3 separate regions of the Mus musculus genome follow, and regions 1 and 2 are each linked to region 3. Evidence: chromatin loops called from intact Hi-C (ENCODE). Cell type or tissue: left cerebral cortex. All regions are shown on one strand. Each heading gives the region's core, and the rest is flanking DNA. Links, peaks and the distances in the headings are about the cores only.

Evidence for each region. Peaks named below come from ENCODE experiments on the same cell type or tissue, not always from the same donor. Only the 100,000 strongest peaks of a DNase experiment are listed, where the experiment ranks them.
Region 1: it touches region 3 in a loop (4-fold over the local background); 5 of 42 quality-filtered maps call a loop at or near these places.
Region 2: it touches region 3 in a loop (2.5-fold over the local background); 9 of 42 quality-filtered maps call a loop at or near these places.

What each region holds. Positions count from the first base shown.
Region 1 is chr9:87,736,969-87,744,528 of GRCm38, reverse strand. It overlaps Gm36767 (a long non-coding RNA gene), which reads right to left and starts at 5,145. Exons shown (of 3, transcript XR_379684.3): 1 at 4,672-5,145; 2 at 2,429-3,345. In left cerebral cortex, for the core only: a CTCF peak has its summit at 3,660 (motif pointing right); DNase peaks (open chromatin) are centred at 3,681 and 5,077; H3K4me3 peaks cover 328 bases; H3K27ac peaks cover 697 bases.
Region 2 is chr9:88,400,143-88,407,702 of GRCm38, reverse strand. Snx14 (sorting nexin 14) reads left to right here. Exons shown (of 29, transcript NM_001359958.2): 8 at 221-377; 9 at 2,388-2,463; 10 at 2,960-3,004; 11 at 3,112-3,192; 12 at 3,285-3,399; 13 at 4,283-4,438; 14 at 5,435-5,559; 15 at 5,725-5,783; 16 at 6,954-6,980. Among named protein-coding and RNA genes, the nearest start is that of Snx14, 35 kb to the left of the region's middle. In left cerebral cortex, for the core only: no CTCF peak of the experiment used is centred there; a DNase peak (open chromatin) is centred at 3,412.
Region 3 is chr9:88,542,262-88,549,821 of GRCm38, reverse strand. Zfp949 (zinc finger protein 949) reads right to left here and starts at 1,802. Exons shown (of 6, transcript NM_001142943.1): 1 at 1,314-1,802. In left cerebral cortex, for the core only: CTCF peaks have their summits at 2,417, 3,433 (motif pointing right) and 4,096 (motif pointing left); DNase peaks (open chromatin) are centred at 1,774, 2,363, 3,452 and 4,084; H3K4me3 peaks cover 1,242 bases; H3K27ac peaks cover 1,082 bases.

The sequences.
Region 1 (7,560 bases), core at 1,105-6,104, 810 kb after region 3:
AACATTGGTCAGCATTTTGGAGAGAATTGATATTAACATTGTCTCAGGCTTCACAAGCTTATCTCTAATCATCATCCATCCTAAAGTTAATGTAGGGTGGGAGTGTTATATAACTGAAAAGGAAGAAAAAGCTGGGCATGGTGTCCCATGTCAGTAATCACAGCACGTGGAAGGTGGTGACTGAAATGTCAGGAGTTCAAAGCCAGCTTGAGCTACAAAGTGAGTTTGAGGTCATCCTGAGCTACATCAATCCCTGTCTCAAGAAGAAGGGGTTATAAGATATCATGAGAACATAGAAGATTCTTTAAGTGTCAAATTAAAAAACATGCCACGCGGGCTGGGAGAGATGGCTCAGCGGTTAAGAGCACTGACTGCTCTTCCGAAGGTCCTGAATTCAAATCCCAGCAACCACATGGTGGCTCACAACCATCTGTAATGAGATCTGACGCCCTCTTCTTGTGTGTCTGAAGATAGCTACAGTGTACTTACATATAACAATAAATAAATCTTTAAAACAAACAAACAAACAAGCAAACATGTCATGCAGGTGAACTCAGAAGAAAGCCTGACTACTCTCAGCTGGGAGGTAAATTTAATACCACATAATGTTGGTGCTGCTGAGATTCCCTCATCTAAAGATGTTTGATTATTTCTTGGGATCTTGGAGCCAGTGACAAAGCCAGCATGCCTTTATGCTCCATTTGCTTATTCCAAGCCTTTCTCACTTGCCTATCCCATCACACCCCACTACCTGGAGCTACCTGGAGCTGCCTGGAGCTGCCTGGAGCTGCCTGGAGCCGCCTGGAGCAAGTGGAAACAAATTATCTGCTGTTCTATATTCAAAAGATCAAGACAAACACAGCAGCAGGCTTCTGACCTCAGGGAGTTTACACTCTAGCTGAAGAGGAAGTTGCACATACATTCCTTTAATCTGGGCTCAGTTAACCTTGGGAAATAGACTGAGATGCACTGGGTGGATATGTAACCCATTCTAAACATGGAAGCTTCAGCAGGAGGGTGAGCATCCAATATGATCCAAACAGGGAGGGAGGACAGAAGTGGGAGGGAGGCAGGGAAACAGGGAGGGAGAGAAGGAAAGAAGGAAGGACACTTGCAGAGTGGGCCTTCCCAGTCAGTCTTAGAGGGTGGATCCAGTACCAAGGAGAACTTGTCTTCATAAAACTCAACCTGCTTCTTGACTCAGCATTTCAAGGTGAGGAGACAGGTGATCGAGAACAAGGGAAAGGAAACTTTCCCTTCTTCTTCCCCAGGCTCCAAGTCTCCCATCATTAGGGGAATACTGATGTTCCTGCAAAACCAGAGTGACACTCTGACTTTCCAGAATACTCAGATGTATCTAGCCACTGTTCAAACCCATACTGCACAGGGGGACCCAGATCACCCTACAGGCTGCCACACAGAGGCCACACAGAGGTCTTCAGCCTCTGTACTGACAAGCCTTGGAGACCAAATTTTGTTCTTATTTTCTCTGGAGCACAGATATAGAAATGCCCTTCTGAAGCTGCCAGAATGAAAACTGGCAAGTGACAGAGTTGAGGGACACTGAGGACAGTCAAAAGGGCAGGGCAGGGACAAGCCCATGCTTCTGAAGTTTCTTAGGCAAGGTGTGATTGTCCAAGCTTGCTGGGAAGCTAAACTGAGTTTGAGGGCAGCCTGGGCTACAGAGAAGATCCTGTTGGAGAGTCTTTAGGTATCAGTCTCTGGAATGTCCTTTCTATAAACAAAATGCCTCCATATTGTAAAGAGAATCTGGTGGGAGGGAAGGAGGCAGCAAGGGAGGGAGGAAGATTAAGCACTTTGCCAGGGCTTGTAGCCTGTATTCTGTTTAAACCCTAAGAAGCCAGTGCTGAATTCAAGACTGGTTCCTAAGGTCTCTAGATAAACTGCATCCCTATAGAGCTGCACCTTTGACTTCTGTGCAGTGAAGTAAAACCACAGCCCAGGAATTTGTTGGGTGAAACAGGAGCAGGTGATTCCCTAATGGAGCAGAATATAAGACACCCCCTCGCTGCTGCTGCTGCTGCTGCTGCTGCTGCTGCTGCTGCTACTGCTGGCCTCATCATCCTGGTCAATTCAGGAACGACACAGGGACCTCTTACCACAGAGAAATGATTCGACTTTTCCTTGTATAATGAGGATCATGCTTTTTTACTTCTTTCCCTTGCTGCTAGGAAGCTCAGAGGCAAATTTCAAGTTCTCCTTTAATAAACTGTGTGTTGTCCCACATGCACACCAGAGCTCTTGTTTTCTTCTCATCTTGGCTCTGGATTCTGATTTCAATTTTATGCAGCCTTAAGTTTTTACACAGCATTTACATGCTTGTTGTAAGTACTCTCACAAAGCATCCCCAAACCTTAGCAGACTAAAGTAAAGCATGCGTGACATTAAAAAAAAAATAATAATTTACCTGGGATGAGCTTTCATCTGTTGTACCCATGCAGATTCTTTAGTGCTTTGAATTCTATTGCTTTAAAAAAAAACTGAAGAAAAATCAAGACACCATCTGGCTGTCTTTAGAAAGACAGAGGTAGTTTAGGTCTTTGATCTGCTCTGCACATGGGCTGAGAGAGGGAGAGAGGACCAATCTCCCTGACACAGACAATCGTTCGCTTTATTAAACAAGTGTCTTGTATTACACACAGAGAGCATGCATTATGTGGATGCTCTCGGGGAAGTCAGAATGGAAAGTAGATATTGAGGGTAAGGAGACTCAGGTTTGAAACATTCACGTCCCAGCTGTTTCTAATAAAGTCCTCTAAATGCGAGCGTATTTCCACAACATACACTAATGCAACTGTAACTGCCCCGAGATGGTTTATTCTTAAAAAAAAAAAAGCATACATATTATCAGGAATAATTGTGCAATGGAGAGTCCATAGGAACTGCAGGTTACCGCCCTGGAGACAGGTCACTTTACACTTGTCTTAGTTGTTATCATGCAGGACCTAGACAGTTTTTCACTGTTGACCTAGTAATAAAGTCCTGACTATAGAAAAAGAAGAAAAAGGGTGGGGGAGATAGAGAACCTCACTACTGGGAAAACCAAAAAGGTCATTGGGGGGTTGCAAATGAAAATGAAGGTGTGGCAAAGGGCTCTCTCCAGCTTACTGTGTGGGGAAGTGGGAACTTCACTGGGAAAGATCCCTCAGCTGGAGGGGACTGGGTCTTGGTCAGGCTCAGTTAATCCTGAGGTTAGCCTTCACACCAGGGTTAGGAATCCTTGTTAACATTTGTCCAGGTTCCCCCTCAGGTTGCCTTTTTCATTTCCCACCGTCTTCCTCTGCCCATGTGGAGGCTTCCATTTCAACAATGGCTTTTACATTTCTGTAAAAAAAAAGGGGGGGGATAGATATGGGGGTATTATCTTAATGGAGGTCAGGTAGAATAGTGAAAGGGCAGGCCCTTCTCTGTCCTGAGAACTAGGGGCCTTCTCCATCCTAACAAAAGGCATCCATCTACAGAGCTTCCCTTGCAGCGGGGCTTGGATTTCTGGGGCGTCCTAGGGCTGCAGCGGCTGCGAGGTGAAGGGTTCTGATTGCCACCCAGAATTGGACACAGGTACAGCCTGGGTCTGCAGGGAGTCCCAGGTAAAACTGCTCCCTTAACAGTCGGGCTTATGGCTATGCCACCAACGGTCCCCAGAGGGCGCCCTGGGCCCGGACCCTGCTTTCAGGCCAGGCCCGCGAGCTGCCAGCAATGGGAATAGTAGGGGACTCCAGCGAGAAGAGGCCACTGCTGCCCCAGGCCAAGGAGGGTGGGAAACAGCCACCCAGCAGAATAGTTGACAGACTTTCTGCCACCACTTCCTTACCTCCCTACCCCCCACCTGGATATATTGTCTCATCACCGCCCAACCCGCCAGCCAGGCTGGGATTATTATTCAGCCTGATGCAGGGGTTGTGGCTGGAATGCCTTTGGGTCTTGCCATAAACACTTGCCTAAATCGTGAAGCACGCGAAGGACAGGGCACCATTCCCTCCCGCCATCCAGAAACGCTCTGGATTCCTTGCTTTGTGCTAAGGCCCACAGGCCAAGGTGTTACTGCTTGTGTCAGGCCGAGCGGCGGCGTGAAGCAGGCGAGGGCAACGGCACTAAATGCCTATGCCGGTCCGGAGCTGCCTAGCTAGGGCCAAGCTCTTCCGTTTTAGTCTCAGACCTCCGCGGATGAAGCTGTGGACATGCAGCACTAGAGAGCAGCCCGCTCACCAGTGCCCGTGTCGCCAGGCCCGACCACTGGGACACTTCTCTTACAGGTTGAGTTTTCAACTCAGTATTTTGAACCAATTTTTCATTTTTAGGGAATTCTTAGTTCAAATGTGCAAAAGGCTCAACAAGTCCTCCTTTTACCCCTGCACTGCGTTTCTTTTCCCGCTTTCCCGAGGTCACTGAGGTTGACCTAGAATTCGCAACTGACTGCACGCCAGCCAAGGCTCTGTTTACTAAGTCACCGTCACCTCTTAGCGTAAGGGACGCGCTTCTCCGGATCCAGATCTTCCTGATGGTTTTGCCCTGCGCTGTTAGCTGTGCGCCCTTGCCATTGGGCTAGGGAAGCGCCGACCCGTTCGGAAGTGTAACGCAGGGCTGGCTTTGGAGCTCCGTGGACAGACGGGCGCTAGTGACAGACCCCAGAAGGAGGAAGCCTATACCCACCGAGCACACTGTACGCCGGGCGCCGAGATGGCCGCGACCCCCTGCGGCCTCCAAGAGCCACGGGGTCCTCTCGGGCTCCGGGGCCCGGCTCTCGAACAGGTGCGCGGTTCAAGGCCAGGGGGCGGGACCACCCTCTGTCCCAGCGGGTCAAACACCCAGAGGCCAGAGGTCAGCTTCCAGCTCTGGGAGAAGGGGTGCGGGCTAAGTGGAAGTCTGGCTGTTGGATTGGGAAGTGTGCTTTGAGGAGTGGAGGCTCCAGCAGGCAGCTCAGGGATTGGCCGCACCGAGCTCAGCTCCCCAGAAGGCCTCCCCCGGCTTTGCAAAAAGGGCTTACTGGAAAGAGCAGAAAAGAATTTGCCTTTCACGGGACAAGGCCAGCAGAGGGATGGGTGGAGAACTTCGGCTTGCATTCCTTCAACACTTCCCTCTCCTCTCCCTTTCGAGCCCCTTTTCGGTTTTACACACAACACCTGGGAGAACTGTTAATGGCGAATTAGTTAGGGGTCGCTTAGGCGTGGCCAGGAGTTTCTTCCCTCCCGGCCCCCGCGCATCACGCCCCTTCCACGGATGACTTGAACTCTGCATCCCGTCTGTCCGATCCCTATTTGGGCCGCGGCTTCCGAGCCGCGCTCACCGCCTAGGCGCGCCTAGGCGCGGCTGCAAGTGGGCGCACCACACGCACCGTGATTTATGAACCAGAGGCTCACGAGAACCCGACGCTTCGGCTGGGTTAATTTTTGTCATTGTTCCTCATCAGGTTGAGATAGTTTGAAGTTTGAGGCGGGTTTTATTTATCACCCCGCACATTTGAAATACAGTCGGACATAAAAATAACTGACTCTGGAACTCTGGCGCAATATTGGAACCGTCGGGGAATAATTTGGCTAACTGACTTGGACATTTCACCTTCTAAACAGAAATGCAGCTCTCAGTCAAACTGTAAATCAGAATGTCTTCAGCAGTGGTGGGAGTGGGGGGAGGGAGGGGAGGCACCAATACCAGAAAGAATGGAAACCGAGATGAAGAAATGAAAGGAAATGCAGATATTGACCCAAGCAACTCAGACTTCAGAAAGCCGGGCTGAATTTTTAATTTCAGGTGTGGAACCTCATCGGAAATTTGAATTCTTAAATGTTTTTCCTGGAAGATCGGTCTCCAGAGTTTTAGGATGCCCCAATCAGACTTTCAAAAAAATCTTTTTGTCCGCTTTGTATCAATACCAAGCAATAAATGATAGTTTAAAAAGCAAACCAGCAGAGTACCCAATTAAGCTCACTCTGGGTCTAAATTGAGGTCCTTTTTTAGAGTTGTAATTATAAACGGAAACAAAGAGGCAGGGCGTGGCCTGAGTTATGATTGAGCGGGATCATACGGAAGCGACTTAAATTTTGATAAGGAGAAATTTCTCTTGCGATTCCCTTACTCCCAACTTGCACTGGATCTTGGGACCGGAATCTGAGAGCCTTTTCCGCGCCTCAGGGGCTCCTCTCTCCTTCTATCTGCAAGTCCTCAACATTAAATGCTCAATTTCTTACCGCCACTTAGCATGGAGTGATCAAAAGCCTCCTCAAAGCAGGGACTGGAAAAGAACAGAAAATCAGTGCGGGCAGCTACTCAACAACTGATCACAAAGGAGGATGCAAAATACAACCAAATAAAACTTCCCAGAAAGGAAGCATATGTTGTTATTTTTTCATTGCGTCTCCCCCTACCCACTCACCCTCACCCGCGAGGAAATGTCATTGGATCTCCAGCCTGGACATAGAGACCATTCTGAACATTTCTCTTCTACTATGGAGATACAAGCATGGTTTTAATGCCGCTGACCTACAGCAATAGCACCTGTAAACACCCGCTCCACTTTTAAGACATTCAACATGTAAATATTTGTCTAAACTCATTTAAAACCAAAACCATTCTCATAACTCGCTTATGAAATATCTTAAAATAAACTGGAATGAGAAATCCATGACACTTCTTTTAAAAATCCTCACAATTAAATTGAAATTTAAAAGATAACAGAGGCTTCTGGTAGGGGAAAAACACAAAAGATCACTTTAACGGAGCTTTGAACTGTGCTAGAAGATCCCCAGTTAGTAGATGGTACTTAGTGTCTGTTGATAGTATTTACTGTGCAATTTAAATTGTTATTGGAATCGAACCTTATTTCAAAGTTATTAATAAAATAATTGAGATGAAAACACATTTTGATAGGCAAAGGATTGGCAAGAAAATTGATTTTCGTTTCCCTTCACAAGCAAATTGATATTGGTGCAGTTTTGACACTTGCAAGGCTGAATTCTTAATCTGATTTTTAGAACAATATCAATCCCAACCTCACGTTGCTCAAATTCATTTATCTGCTTTAGAACAGGATCGCAAACAATGGCAGCTTCATCTACAGGGCACTTTTTTTTTTTCTGTGTTGTGAGTGAACTCTTGCCAGACCATGACCTGAAGTCCTTTTCAGGATAACCAGCTGAGAAATCAAACAAGATTGTCTTTCCATACATTTATTTTTATTTGTTCGACTTTGCCCTCCTTTACTTCTACTGACTCACAAAGAAAATTTCTTTCTCTTAAAATTTCAAACCACAAATATTTTTTAAAAACATATATCTCAAGACTTAAACGTACAGATGTAATACATACCGTGAACCCTATAAAATGCGTTTACAATGCTGACTTAAAAAAGAAATTTATAACTTTCATATGTACCTTCCTTGTGCAATAGGCGACCACCATATGTTTCCGACTTCCATAATTCAGTTTTCCTGGACATCTGTAGCAGGTAGTGAGTGCTTCTTAAAGTACATTTTGTGTAATTTGAGAAGGAACCATGCTGAAGACTAAAGGTGAATCAAAAAAAAAGTTTATCTTTCTAGAAAT
Region 2 (7,560 bases), core at 1,105-6,104, 140 kb after region 3:
TATGAGCCTATGGGGTCATCCCTATTCAAACCACTGCTGTAAGTAAGTTCATGGGAGAGGAGAAAGTCTTCCTTTATGTCTTATTTCTGTAAAATTTTCCATTTCTATTCAGAAAGCAGGGGCCAGGAGAGGAATGAGGAATACATGTTCTGTATGCTAATGCAAATGAAGTAATTTAATATTTCATAACTCATCCAATAGTTTTTATTGTTATTTACAGTAAAGAACACGGAGTATTTACAACAAGCCGCTTTAGAAGAATATGGTCCAGAGCTTCATGTGGCCCTGAGAAGTCGAAGAGATGAATTACAGTATTTAAGGAAGCTTACTGAGTTACTTTTTCCTTATATTTTGCCTCCTAAAGCAACAGACTGCAGGTATAAACGCACTAGAAAATATCATAGTAGTATTTGTAATGTATATAGTGAATATATCTATATAGCATATACATATAGCATGTATATTGCTGTTTTATTATAATAAGGCTTCACTAAAACTTGGTATAAATTTATGGTATGAATAGTTTTTCACTTGAGAATAATTTGGTCAGATGTTAAAATGCCAATTTAGGTGCTGAGTATTTGTTATTTTGCCTTAGAATTTGTTATTAAAAACTGATTGTAGAAGTCACAGTTAAATAAATGAGGACACTTAATTTTATTTGAAATATTTCTGCTTTATTTTCTTGATGTTCCTTTTTAAAGACATGCATACCATGATTCTTATAGACAGAAACACTTTGAGCATACTTTGCAGACAAGTTTGGTTTTTAAGCTGTCCAGCTGGAAAGAATAATTAGGGGTCCTTCCCTCCATTCCCCCTTCTTCTAGAGAAGTATATGTGGATTTTGCCCATAAGTTACTTCATTACCCTTATCCTGATAGTTCTTAGATTGTTATTTACAGTAAAAGAACAATTTAGAGGGGAAAATTGTGGCTCATTCTTTCCTCTCTCCTCTGTCCGCTCTCCCTCTCTTCCTTTCCGTTCATTGAGACAGGGCCATGCTACATAGTGTTCTCGACCTGCTTTGTCTCCCAATTTAGGGTTGTAGGTCTGTGTCACCATGCTCAGCTCAGTGATGTACTTGCAAATATTTAATCATTAGACGATATAGAAGTGCATGTTGGTAGAGGTATTTTAGTGTTTTGATCAAGCTGTCTAGCTGGATATGCTGCTGTGATCTCATCTATGTAGGTGCCTGAGCAGAGTGCAAATGTGAAAATCCGTCCTGGGAAACATACTGATCCTCCTTCGTAAAGAAATCTTTAGTCTCATTTGTGTTGCCAGTTAAATTGTCCTTAGTCTTAGGGCGCATGCTGTTGGATATACCATACATACACAGTTTTTTGGTGTGTGTGTTAAGGAGCAAACCCGGGACCTTGTACATGCTACTCAGTCTCTCAGCTACATCTCCAGCCTGTAAACGTGAACTTATAAAGCTAGCAAAGATTCGAGAAGGAAAAGTGCTCTGATGTCTTCCTGCTCCCTCCTGTAAGAGAGCGCTCATTTCCTTTAAACAGTGGGCACTTTTAGCAAATGAAGAGCGCAAGTCCAAGTGTGTGATGCTGCAGCAGAAGCATCTAGACACTTGCTGAAAATGCAGAATTGTACGGCCCTTCCTGGTCCTACTGAATTTTAATCTGAGTTTTTTGGATAGATAAGTGTGTACGTAGGGGAGGAGCCTAAACAGCCACATAAGACAAGCGCTCTTCCACTGAACTACACTCCCAGCTCCATCTTTCCTTTCCCCTTCCCCCTCTCCCCCTTTCCCCTTTCCCCTTTCCCCTTCCCCCTCTCCCCCTTTCCCCCTTCCCCCTTCCCCCTTCCCCTTTCCCCTTTTCCCCTTCCCCCTTTCCCCTTCCCCCTTCCCCCTTTCCCCTTCCCCTTCCCCCTTCCCCTTTTCTCTTTCCCCTTCCCCCTCTCCCCCTTCCCCCTTTCCCCTTTCCCCTTTCCCCCTTCCTCCTTCCCCCTCTCCCCCTTCCCCCTTCCCCTTTCCCCTTTCCTTTTTTCTTTCTTTTCTACCTACCTACCTACCTACCTACCTACCTACCTACCTACCTACCTATCTACCTATCTACCTACTTATCTACCTACCTACCTACCTACCTACCTACCTACCTACCTACCTACATGGTTTCATAGTACAGCCTGTAGCTGACCTGGAACTTGCTGTGTAGATCAGGCTGGCCTTGAACTAAGATCCAATTTTTTCTGCCTCTCCAGTGCTGGGGTTAAAGGCGTGCGCTACCATGTCCATCCCCATAGTTTCATTTCCGTGGGGTCTTTAGTTAGTTAAGTGCTTGACAATGAGGAACTTGTGCGGGTCACTGATTACAGAATTATTATTATTAATTATTATTATTAATTATTATTACTTCTGTCTCCAGGTCCCTGACATTACTCATAAGAGAGATTCTGTCTGGTTCTGTGCTTCTTCCTTCTTTGGATTTCCTAGCTGATCCAGTAAGATTACATTTTTTCTTTTCTTTTTCTTTCTTTCTTTCTTTTTTATAAAATACTCTTGAATTACTGTTTAGCCATTTTGTGTGTATAGTACATTGTTTTGAAACATGTGCTTATTTGAGTGACCATCATCATCACCTTCCAAAGTGTTGGTCTTAACAAAACGAAAATCCTGTAAATTCTACACCCATAAACAGTAATTCCTTGGCAGAGGAATGTTTTAGTAGTCCTTTCCTTGCCAAGTCTCAGTAGTAATCCATTCTATGTGTGTGTCACATTTTGCTTATTTATTTGTTCTTGGATGGACACTTTCAACAGTTCTGACTGGTTTGATTGTAGTTCTTTAGGAGTCCCTCTGTAACACACAGATACAGATATTTAGCCAGTCACTGTGCTGTTTATTTTTCTAGCAAACTTGATAATGTGAAAGTTCTGAGAATTTTTGGCAGAACATGACAGTGGGTTATTCTGACCTGTGCTTCTTACGTCCCATTAGGATACTGTCAATCATTTGCTTATCATCTTCATAGACGACAGCCCTGTGAGTATTGAGCGTACTGCGTGCGACACTTGGAACTGCTTTGTTTGAACTGTATGTACCAACTCTAGTGCGAATTTTACTGAATTGATAATTCTGTTTCTTCCAAGCCTGAAAAAGCAACTGAACCAGCTTCCCCTTTGGTTCCATTCCTGCAGAAATTTGCAGAACCTAGAAATAAAAAGCCATCCGTGAGTGTTTTCAGCATTAATGTTTTGGAGATAACAGTTTTAAAATACATTCATGTATCTTTCACTTACTCTTCCTCTCATGTTGCGACAAGGTGCTGAAGTTAGAGCTGAAACAAATCAGAGAACAGCAGGACCTTTTGTTCCGCTTTATGAACTTCCTGAAACAAGAAGGGGCCGTGCACGTCCTGCAGTTCTGTCTGACAGTCGGTGAGGCTTCCTCTGCGTGTCACCAGTGACGTCACCATGCTTGCTAGTGCTGTGGCTGTTTAGAGCAGATCTGCTGTCCAGACGACATTTCATGCTAGATATCTCGGGTGACTGAGCTTCTCCAGCTGTCTAGTCCTTTCTAGGTGGGGCATGACCGTAACATTGCCTGCAGTCAGATTCTAGTAGCAGAAAAGAATCTCTAAAAATCCAGTGTGGTGGTGCTGTGTGAAAGATCTCACAGTCCAAATCAGCACCGCTCGGCCAGCATTCTGTTAGGAGTGCCAAGCTGGAATATCACGGCGCGTTGGATCTGTGAGAAACTTTCCGAGCTGGATTGTCATTATTACTTAGTGAGCAATCAGATTTTACAATCTTGACAGATCTTTGGTATGAGAAACTAATCTAATATGTTCTTTATAGAAAATATTACAAATATGCTTACTAGTCTGTTGTAGCAAATTTGTATTGCTAGCCATGTTTATATATTTTATATTAACATAAAAATCTTGTTGAATTTGGGTTTTTGTTTGTTTTTTTTTGTATCTGTTGTTTTTGTTGTTTTTTGTTTGTTTTTTTGTTTTTTTTCAAGACAGAGTTTCTCTGTGTAGTCCCGGCTGTCCTGGAACTCACTCTGTAGACCAGGCTGGCCTCGAACTCAGAAATCCGCCTGCCTCTGCCTCCCGAGTGCTGGGATTAAAGGCTTGCGCCACCCCTACCTGGCTGAATTTGTTTTTAATTTGAGTATTCTACTCTCAAGTCCTTTTCTAAAAGTTTAAAATAATAATTTGATTATATTTTCTGCTTCTAGTTAGAATAAGAGCGTGAAGTTTTCATGAAAGCATTTATATTAACTTTTTTTCTTAATCTCTCTCTAATTTGTTAGAGGAATTTAATGATAGAATTTTGCGTCCAGAGTTATCAAATGATGAAATGCTATCTCTCCATGAAGAATTGCAGAAGATTTATAAGACCTACTGCTTGGATGAAAGCATTGACAAAATTCGCTTTGATCCCTTCATTGTCGAAGAGATTCAAAGAAGTAAGTCAGAGCGGATAGTGCATGGGTGGTCGGCATTGTTCCCGTCTGCTGCGTTTTCTTCGTGTCTCTTATTCTACTTTAAAAAAAGATTAATTTATACAGTTGTTTGTTTGAGGGAGGAGCCTCTCACTATGTGTCCCTGGGTAGCTTGGAGTTCACTTTATAGACCAGGTTGATCTCAAACTCAGAGACTTGTCCATCTCTGCTTCCCCAGTGCTGGGATTAAAAGCATGAGTCACCACTCCTGGCACTTTTTATTGCTTGAATAATTATTTTCAAGTGCGTGCGTGCGTGCGTGTGTGTGTGTGTGTGTGTGTGTGTGTGTGTGTGTGTGTGTGTGTGTTCGAGTGTGTACATGTGCCCAGGTGCCCTTGAAGGGCAGAGGCTTTAGAGCCCTCTAGTGCTGACGGTTGTGAGCTGCCAACATGGGTTTTGGTAACTGAACTCTGGTCCTTTGCAAGAGCAGTTACCAAGCGCACTCTTGAGCGCTTCACGTATTTTTTAGTCATTCCAGCAGCAGTTAAGATGCTTTAAAAAATACTTAGGACCTTTTATTAACTTTCTTAGTTAAGACTTTTTTTTTTTTTTTTACATATTTTACTGACAAGATTAAAGCTTTGAGAAAGAGAAGTGTTCACTATAAATATAACTGAGGCAGGCATGAAGGTGGATGCCTGTAATCTTAGCCCTTGGAGGTGGAGGCAGGAAGATCATGGGTTCAAGGACAGCCTATCCTACAAGGAAATTCCACTTGAGTCTGGCTGCTTAGTGGGACCCTGACACTCAAAAGAGTCCATAAGATAAAACAACTCACATAACTAATGTTTCTCAGAGCTGGAGGTAAATCTTTCTCATTTCCCATTCTAGTGAGATTTCTTCTGTAGGAGTTTCTATTAAACATAGTTTGTATGTTCATTTCACATAGTGAAATTTAAATGAATATGTTACCTTTCTGTTACTCAGCAATAACTTGTACAATTGGGTTGTTTTAAATAGTTGCTGAAGGCCCATACATAGATGTTGTGAAGCTGCAAACTATGAGGTGTCTTTTTGAAGCATATGAGCACGTCCTTTCCCTGTTGGAGAACGTGTTTACCCCCATGTTCTGCCACAGTGATGAGGTGAGTCAGGCTTCTCCACTTCTTCAGAGTGGCTCTGATAGTGTTGGGTCTGAGATTTAAGTAGCGAAATAAATTTTAAAAAAGCAAGATTAAGTAAGAGAAAGTAGTGTGTTTCAATGTCAAGTACTGGTTTTGTTAATCCTAATTTGTCTTGTTGTTTTGAAGTATTTTAGGCAACTTTTAAGAGGTGCAGAATCGCCCACACGCAATTCCAAATTCAACAGGTAAGCAGTTTACCTCTGGGTGTGTACTGGTTTTAACCTGCTGTTGCTATTTTCTGATGGCATTATAGTCTTTTTCATTGTTTGCCTAAATAAAACCCACCTGCTAGATGACTGAAGTCAAAGGCTCCAGCTTCAGCGCTGGAGAGCTCTCTTTGCCCTTTTAAGGGCACCCGGTATCTTTTGTATACCTTTTCTAGTTTTAAAATATAAAAAAGGCAGGTTGGACATACAGATATGAATACAGCCGTTTAAAGTATGTTTTTCTCCGTATTTACTTAACTTTAATGTTAGCAGTCACACTTAAGAGGCCTCTTCTCTGATACTTAACCATTAGAAGAGTTTGCTAACATCCTTTGATTGGAAATTTAGAGTATCCAGTTTGCTGTTAAATGGCTTAAAGTATTTAAAGACGATTTTATTTTTTTGGTTTGTTTACATTTTGTTTACTTGTACTTTAAAAGTAAATTTTTAATGCATACAGCGAAGTCTGACCCAGTTTATTGTGTACTCAAAGTACAACTCCTTAGGAATATATTTTTTTAGCTTCAAGATTTCTTTAAAAAGTTGTGTTTGTTTGTTTGTTTGGGATTGAGTCAAGAGCATCTGTGTATTAGGCAAACAATGTTACTACTGACGTCCTTTGTGGCCCCCCCGCCCCGCCCGACATTCTGCTGTATGTATGAGACAAGAGCTTACTGTGCAGTCTAGGCTAGACTCAAACTACACAAGTGCTAGGATACATCGTAGGCACAGGCATGAGGCACCATGCCTGGGAAAACACTCATTTTACCTCAGGCTAAAATGTGTTAAGCCTCATGAATGAGTGCATCTAACATGGACACAGTTCTGTACTGAAAATCTGACCTTCTGTTGGTTAGTTTAGTCTCTCTGTGTTGTGCTGTACCACATGGTACATCTAAGGAAAAGAACATGCTGAATGATTTTCCAACATACTGTTTTCAAAAACATTAATAATCTAGATCACAAATACCCAAACAGCTGTGTGCTGTCTTCTTCCCTGTATCGTGTTATTGATAAGGATTCCTTCGCACTTGTATAACTTTGAAGCTTTTAAATCTGATTTTGAATTATAAGGTGAAACATATTTAATATCTGGGCTTTCTCTCTCTCCTCCTCTCCTCGTATAATCTCACATATCTGATATTGCAGAGGTAGCCTAAGTTTGGATGATTTCCGGTAAGTCCTGGGCATGTGACTTTTTTTTTTCCAGCATAAATTGTCTGTTTTAATCTAGAGAGTTCACCTCAGGCAACCTAGGTGCAACTAAAAAGGAAAAATATGAAGCACAGTGATGTCCCTGCCTTTATATGAATTATTTAGGATAAATTTTTAAAGTGAATTTTTATTTTGGATTCAGAAACACCCCCTTCCCCGCAACCCCCCTGACTTCTCTCTGTAACCCTGGCTGTCCTGAAACTTGTTCTCTCAACCAGGCTGGCCTTGAGTTCAGAGCTCACCTGCCTCTCAAGTGCTGGGATGAAAAGTGTGCACCACCACTGCCCGGCTCTTAGGGGTATTTTTGAAATAGCATGCACTTATGAAATAAAATGTTCTGATAATATTAAGATATTTTTATTATTTATCTACCAGTATCTTTTAAGAGTTGTTAACTCCCTTTAAGGGATAAGGAGGGCTGCTGAATAATTTTTAGAATTCTTTGTAATTAAAGAATTGTGGGCTTTACTTTTTACTTATTTATTTTGCCCCAAGTAAATATAATGGTGTTTCTGTGGATTGAGGCATAATCACAAATGAG
Region 3 (7,560 bases), core at 1,296-6,295:
CTGTCTCTGCCCTCCCCCACAGCTCATTAGCCTATTGAGCCATGTGGCACACTGGTGCTTCCCAGCCTGTTTCTCTATTGCAGTATACTCAATACAGTGTTCTAGTCTAAAGGGCAAATGCATTCACTCATAGCCCAGCAGACCTTCCCTGTGCTGGCCACCAACATGGAGTGAGCACTAAGGTAAACCTGATAGTCCAGACTGGCTCCTGTCCTGTTCTGAAAGGTTAGCATATGATGATGTATCGGTAGGTAACTTGCAATAATGCAATCTCTACCATGAAAATGTAGGCAGACCCAGTTGATCCCAGTACGGGGATCGTCAAAGGAGCCTGTATCACAGGGGCCTGCCGTTCTATGGAGTTCAGTGAAGCAGTCAAAGGCTTGGACCAGGTGTAAATTCCCTACCAGGACCCAGGGCCTCCTGGTCTGTTATTAATGGTCTTCCTCCTCACTAGGGGGATGGGATTGCTACAGTTGCACACCCTCTTCAGAACATGAAACCTCCCCACTTTGTTCCCAGGAAAATGTTCCTATAACAATACTAGAATCTTCTGAGATAACCTCTTATCTCTGGTACTAGACATTTTCAGAAACTAAACAAAGCCTCAGACAGTGTTTCTCAACCTTCCTAATGCTGCAACTCTTTACTACAGTTCCTCATGCTGTGGTGACCCTCAGCCATAACATTATTTTTAATGATTATTAGATTATTAGTAATTTTGCTCAATGTTATGAATCCTAATGTAAACTTCTGATATGCAGGATATCTATGTGATAGTCAACCCCTGTGAAAGGGCCGTTTGACACTACCCACCCACCCCCAACCCTTTCAGGTTGAGAATCCACATGTGGAGAACCACTGTTCTAAGAGCTCAAACCTCAAGTGCCAAAAACATCACTTCATAAAGACAGGAAAACTGACGAATACAATTGCCAATACACATAAGGGTACAGTCACTACGGGAGAATTTCTCTAGGAATTTCAGGCCAATTCATTGGGATAAAAACCACCCTCTTTCTTACAGATGTGTGGGTCACAGACCTCCCCCTTCCGGCTCCAGCACCGTGGTATCAACTTACAATTTTCCCAGGCTCGCAGTTTGGGATTTCTGGGTCGTGTGAAAATTCCCAGTTTTGTAATCCGGTCTCAGATTAACGATCTTTCTCCACCCCAACTCTCCCAAAAAATGGATGCCAAGCAGGTAGCAAGATTCTTTACTGGAATGTGAGCTCACACAGGAGGCTTCCCGGCCCTGACAATCCACAGACATGAACCGCCCTCACCCCCAAGTCGCCATCTTGGGCTCTCACCTCCTTGGCAGAGCGTCCGTGTTGGCCCTTTTGGACTGATGGAATCACAGATCCAAATACTCCTAGCGCAGTCTTCGGATAAAGCAACCATTAAAGCCCTGTTCAGGCCGACTGTTCCGACTGGGAACGATGGGTCTCACAGTCACCTTCCCCTGAGCCGCTGCGGTCCGCCCTCGAACTGCGACTCAGTCCCTCCTCCAAGACCCACCTATGTTTCTGTTTCCACTGAAGTAGAAGGCACGGGTCCCGCTTCCCGAAGGTTCCGAGACCACTCTCCTCTTTTCGTCTTTCCCACCCGCCTTCAGAAACCCTGCAAGAAACGCACAGCCTGAGCAAAGGCGTCAGCACAGAGCCTGGATGCGACTTTCTATGCGGTAGCTGCCAAGAGAGCGCAGGACACAGAGATGCCTACCAGCCAAATGTCAGAGCTGTTTACCTGCTCCTGTGTGGGAGGGCCTTGTATGTTAGGGACTACATTACCCATGAGCCTCTGGGAAACTATGGTAAGTATAGAAGGACATTTTTCCACCGGGTCCACTATCGAATTACCAAGATTCAGATCAAGTACCTATCTGATAATCGCGATATGAAATTCCTTCACCTTTCTCTCATGTGAACCCCAAGTATCCCAAAGTAGTATAGAACCTGAGAAGGAAGCTTCAGTGTGTTCATCCTAGAATCAGACCAAATATCTCTGTGGGAGACGTGGAGCCTTAGAAAATCGGTGTGATATCTTTTGTAGGGTAGTCACCAGAGAAGACTACTAAACATGGGTTTAAGCCAATAAAAAGTCTTATTATCCAGACTGCAACTACCCTTGATGTTCAGGAGATCAGAGAAGCCCCACAAAATCCATGTCCCAGATTGATATATTTCAGTTCAGAACAATTAGCCAGACGCAGAACTTCAGAAGCCAGAAGGCAAGGTTAGTACATTTAGAGACTTTCCCGTAACTATGGACTTTGATGGATTAGGTTTTTGTTATAGTTTTGGCAGATGGCGCTGTCTACATGCTGAGTTTTACAGCCTGAATAGTATTTTTGTCCAGGAGTCAGCTATGCTAAGGTCTCAGAGCCTACTAAGGTCTGGGGCTCTCTTCTGGCTGTACAGAGCACTGCAGGAAGCTGAACGCTTCGTGTTTCTTAAATCCTATGAACCATTTACATCACTAGTGTATCGTCAAATTGAGCATTCTGGTACAGCACACAGTAATTTTCAAGTTCATTTTGAAATCGAACCAACATGTTGGACTTCCATTGTAATAGGAAGAAACCACAAACTATATGAATTGACAAGAGACAAAAGTTATGTTGTGTGTTGCCAATAATGCTTAGAAATAATTTGAATTTGAAATGAAAAAAATCACTTACTAAAATTGAAATGTGTTTTGTTTTGTTTTTTTGAGTCGGGATTTCTCTGTGTAGTCCTGGCTGTCCTGGAACTCACTCTGTAGACCAGGCTGGCCTCAAACTCAGAAATCCGCCTGCCTCTGCCTCTCGAGTGCTGGGATTAAAGGCGTGCGCCCCCACTGCCTGGCGAGATAATTTTTTTAAATCTTCAAAAATGAACAAATTCAAACTGAATGTGGTGGCGCATGCCTTTAATCCCAGCACTCCAGAGTCAGGAAAAAAAAAAAAGCGTTTGAGGCCAGCCTGGTCAACAGAATAGTGAATTCCAGGACAGCCAGAACGACACAGTAAAATCTGTCTCAAAAAAAAAAGGGGGGGGGGGGGGGAGACATACTCAGGAGTCAAACAAAATCTAAATAAATTTAAACAATCCCTGCCCAGAGTTGATACATTACACATTATTAAGATGAATTTTTCAACATAAACTAAATATCACTATAATCTCAATAAAGTTCCGTGAAAATGTTTCTATTTGTAGAGTGAAAGACATAAAGGCTTCAAACCTACAGGAATCTGCTTGTCTTCTACATTCCAAGTGCTGAGATTAAAGGTATGCACCACCAGGCCTGGCTCTGAATAACTTACTCCTAACAAATAAAATAATGAAGTGTCATTTGGAGGACTGTCTTATACAGAAACTGTACCTGTAGCCTCTATTTGTGCATTCTTTCTTCCTCTTTATCATTTGGCCTGAAGGAAGCCAAATGCCATTTTGCAGATTGGGCTGTAGAGGGCGCCATGGGAATAGTCTTGGAAACTAAGATCCGGCTCAAGTGGAGCTTGAGATGACTGTAGCCCTGAATATGGTGTTAATAAAATGGTAATTAAGTTTTATTTTTATCTTTTTGCCTGAGACAGGGTTTCTCTATATAGCCCTGGATATCCTAGAACTCATTGCATGTATCAAACTGGTTTTACCTCACAGAAATCTGCCAACCTCTGCCTCCTGAGTGTTGGGTTAAAGGTGTGTACCACCGTGCTCTGCAGGAAATTGAACTCTAAGCTAAAGAAGCTCTTGAATAAATCACAAACAGAAATAATAATTTGAATTTTGTATAACCTATAAAAATCCTTTTATAGCCAGGCATAGCTATCAGACCTCTGAGTTCCAGGCCAGCCTGATCTACACAGTGAGTTCCAGAACTACTCAGAGCTGCACAGAGAAATCCTATTTCCAAAACCCTAAATAAATGAACATCCTCTTATGATACTAATAAATTTTCATGAACAGAACTCCCCATGCTGTCCGATAATAACTGTCTATTGAGCTTCTAATTCATTCTGTGGGTCCAAACTGCATCTCTATGATCATTCCTCTGGAATTAATACCCAGAACGGCATTCACTTTATAGAGAATGCTGCAGGGGTGCCCTCTTGTGACAAGCTCCTTGTATACATGTGTCTGTACATAGTTTTCAGGAGCATGGAAAACCATCTGAAATCAAATCAAACATAGAATGTCCTGCATTACTAAACCATTTTGTACCAGAACTTTTAAGGAAAGGAAGGGTCCCAGAGGGCTTGAAGCTATAACGGATGGTATGAATAATTCACACTAATATGGTCCTCCGTAATTATGCTGATGGCTCTAACAACACCAGAGTGAAATGGAGGCTGAACACTGCTTAAATGGGTAGCAAAGGTGCTCCTTTCCTACTCTGAATACAGACGGATTCCCAGGAAGGAGGAAGCCTTCCACCAAGGAAGTCACCTGAGCTGTGCTTCGCTATGTTCCCACGCTGAAGGTCTCACTAGAGGAGGTGTCTGTGTTTCAAAGGTCAATGGGTTCCATTCTAAAGTATTATGTCAATTACACTTATGTTAAACAATTAATAACTGGTGCAAGAGAAAGGGCTTAGTGATTAAGAACACTGGCTTCCCTCACCGAAGACCTGGGGTTCAATTGCCATAATGCATGTGATACAACCAACCATCCTCAACTCCAGTCCCAGGGGACCCAGTGCCATCTTCTTTTTTTTTGTTTGTTTGTTTGTTTGTTTGTTTGTTTTTGTTTTTGAGACAGGGTTTCTCTGTGTAGCCCTCGCTGTCCTGGAACTCACTTTGTAGACCAGGCTGGCCTCGAACTCAGAAATCTGCCTGCCTCTGCCTCCCGAGTGCTGGGATTAAAGGCGTGAGCCACCACGCCCGGCCCCAGTGCCATCTTCTGACTTCTGCAGGCACAACACACATATAGTACACAAATATGCATACACACAAAACAATTACACAATTAAACTAATGAAATAAACATGTCTAAAATCTTAAAGACTCGCAGTAGTAATACATGCCTTTAATCCCAGCACTCGGAAAACAGGGGTAGGCTGATCTCTGAATTTAAGGCCAACCTGGTCTATAGAACAAGACACCCAGGACACCTAGGCTACACAGAGAAACCCAGTTTCAGGAAACAAAAAAAAAAAAAGAAAATTAAATAATTAATAAAAGATAAAAATGTGGATTTAGGTAAAAGAAGAAAAGATATCTGGAAGAAAAAAATTTTGAAACTGAATATGAACAAGAAAGATATGAAATTCTTTCTGCAGGCCCTCAGGGCTTCAGTCCTTTTCCCTCACCCAATACCAAATCAGGTTCCTCTCTAGCCCCCACTGCCCCACCACCCAATCCACTTTCCCTCCCAAGTCTCTCCCTCCCTCCTCACTTGTGATTGCTTTCTTCTCTTTCCCAAGTGGAACTGAGGTATCCTCAGTTGGGCACTTCAGCTTGTTGAGCCTTTTGAATTCTGTGGGACTGTATCTTATGTATTCTGTATGTTGGTTTTGGGGTTTTTTTGTTTTTGTTTTGTTGGCTAATATCCACATATTAGTGAGTACATAGAGTACACACCATGCATGTCCGTCTGAGTCTGGGTTACCTCACACAGGATGATATTTTCTAGTTCCATCCATTTGCCTGCAAAAGTCAGGATGTCCTCATTCTTAATAGCTGAGTAGTGTTCCATTGTGTACATGAGCCACATTTTCTGTATCTATTCTTCTGTCGTGGGACATCTAGGTTGTTTCCAGCTTCTGGCTATCACAAATAAGGCTGCTATGAACATAGTGGAACACGTGCCCTGTAGCATGGTGGGGCATCTTTTTGGGTATATTCCCAAGAGTGGTATTGCTGGGTCTTCAGGTAGATCTATTTCCATTTTTGTGAGGACCCTCCAGATTGATTTCCAGAGTGGTTGGTTGTACCAGTTTGCAATCCCACCAGCAATGGAGGAGTGTTCCTCTTTCTCCACATCTTCTCCAACATGTGTTGTCACCTGAGGTTTTGATCTTAGCCATTATGACTGCTGTAAGGTGGAATATCAGGGTCGTTTTGATTTGTATTTCTCTGATCACTAAGGACTTTGAACGTTTCTTTAGGTGTTTCTCAGCCATTTGAGATTCCTCAGTTGTGAATTCTCGGTTTAGTTCTCTTTTTTTGGGGGGGGGGTGTCGAGACAGAGTTTCTCTGTGTAGCCCTGGCTGTCCTGGAACTCACTTTGTAGACCAGGCTAGCCTCAAACTCAGAAATTCGCCTGCCTCTGCCTCCCTAGTGCTGGGATTAAAGGCGTGTGCCACCACGCCTGTCTTTCATTTTAGTGCTATACCCTGTTTTTTGATTGGGTTGTTTAGTTTTTTTGGTGGTTAACTTCTTGAGTTCTTTATATATTTTGGATATTAGCCCTCTGTCGGATGTGGGGTTAGTGACGGTTTTTTTTTCCCCAATCAGTAGGTTGCCAATTTGTCTTATAGACTATGCCCTTTGCCTTACCAAAGCTTTCCAGTTTTATGAGGTCCCATTTATCAATTCTTGATCTTAGAGCCTGAGCCATTGGAGTTCTGTTTAGGAAATTTCCCCCTGTGCTAATGAGCTCATACTACAATTAGTACAGTCTCAAGGTTGTCAAGCTTGGGTACCCACCAGGCCCTGGACCCTGTATGAACCTTTGACACCTAAAAGTACATTACTGTCTTTTGCCACTGTTGAGAAATGGACCAAGGATTTCATGCATGTTAGTCAAGAGAGCAGCACAATACCACAGAGCCACATCCCCCAGCTGTACTGATGTGGTACTGCTGATCTCAATAAAACATTCCTACAGTTTATTCTCTGGAAGCTTCACCAAAAGAGGGCACTCCATGACCATTTTAGATAAATCTAAATCTCTTCCGCTGTAAGACTGAGTACTGATCTTCATGTCGACAGAGTAAGGGGGCTTCTACCTTGTTTTGTTTTGTTTTGTTTTTAACATAGCTTTTTAAAAACTATTCCTAGCCAATTGTGACTATAATGAACCCAAAGAAATAGAAGTGATAGATAGATAGATAGATAGATAGATAGATAGATAGATAGATAGATAGAGATAGAGAGATATCCATCCATATCCTTTGGACTCCATGAGACACTGTAAATTACTAACCAAAATACATGTATTCAGACATCATTTGATCAAATTATTAGGCATCTCCTCCTCCTAGTCAAACCATGAAGAAAACAAGTATAAGTTCCTGTCCTCAAGAGGCCTATGTGCCATTAAGGGAAACAAAAAAATTCAACATCTAGAAATAAGAGAGGCGAGTGGGGACTACTGGATTAGAACTGTGCTTTTAAGTAAAGTAGCCAAAGAAACCCACGCTGAGGAGGTTATGGTTAGGTCAGGACATAAAGGAGGTGAAGTAAACTAGGATGATGGGTAAAGAAAGAGCAATCCACACCAGGAATGGACACGGCAGTCACACACTCTAATCATCATAAATCAATCTCACTTAGAGGAAGGGTCTGGGGGAGGGGCACATAGGTCTCCCTGGGAGGGAGAGCTAGAATAGATATGAATGAACTAGCACAGG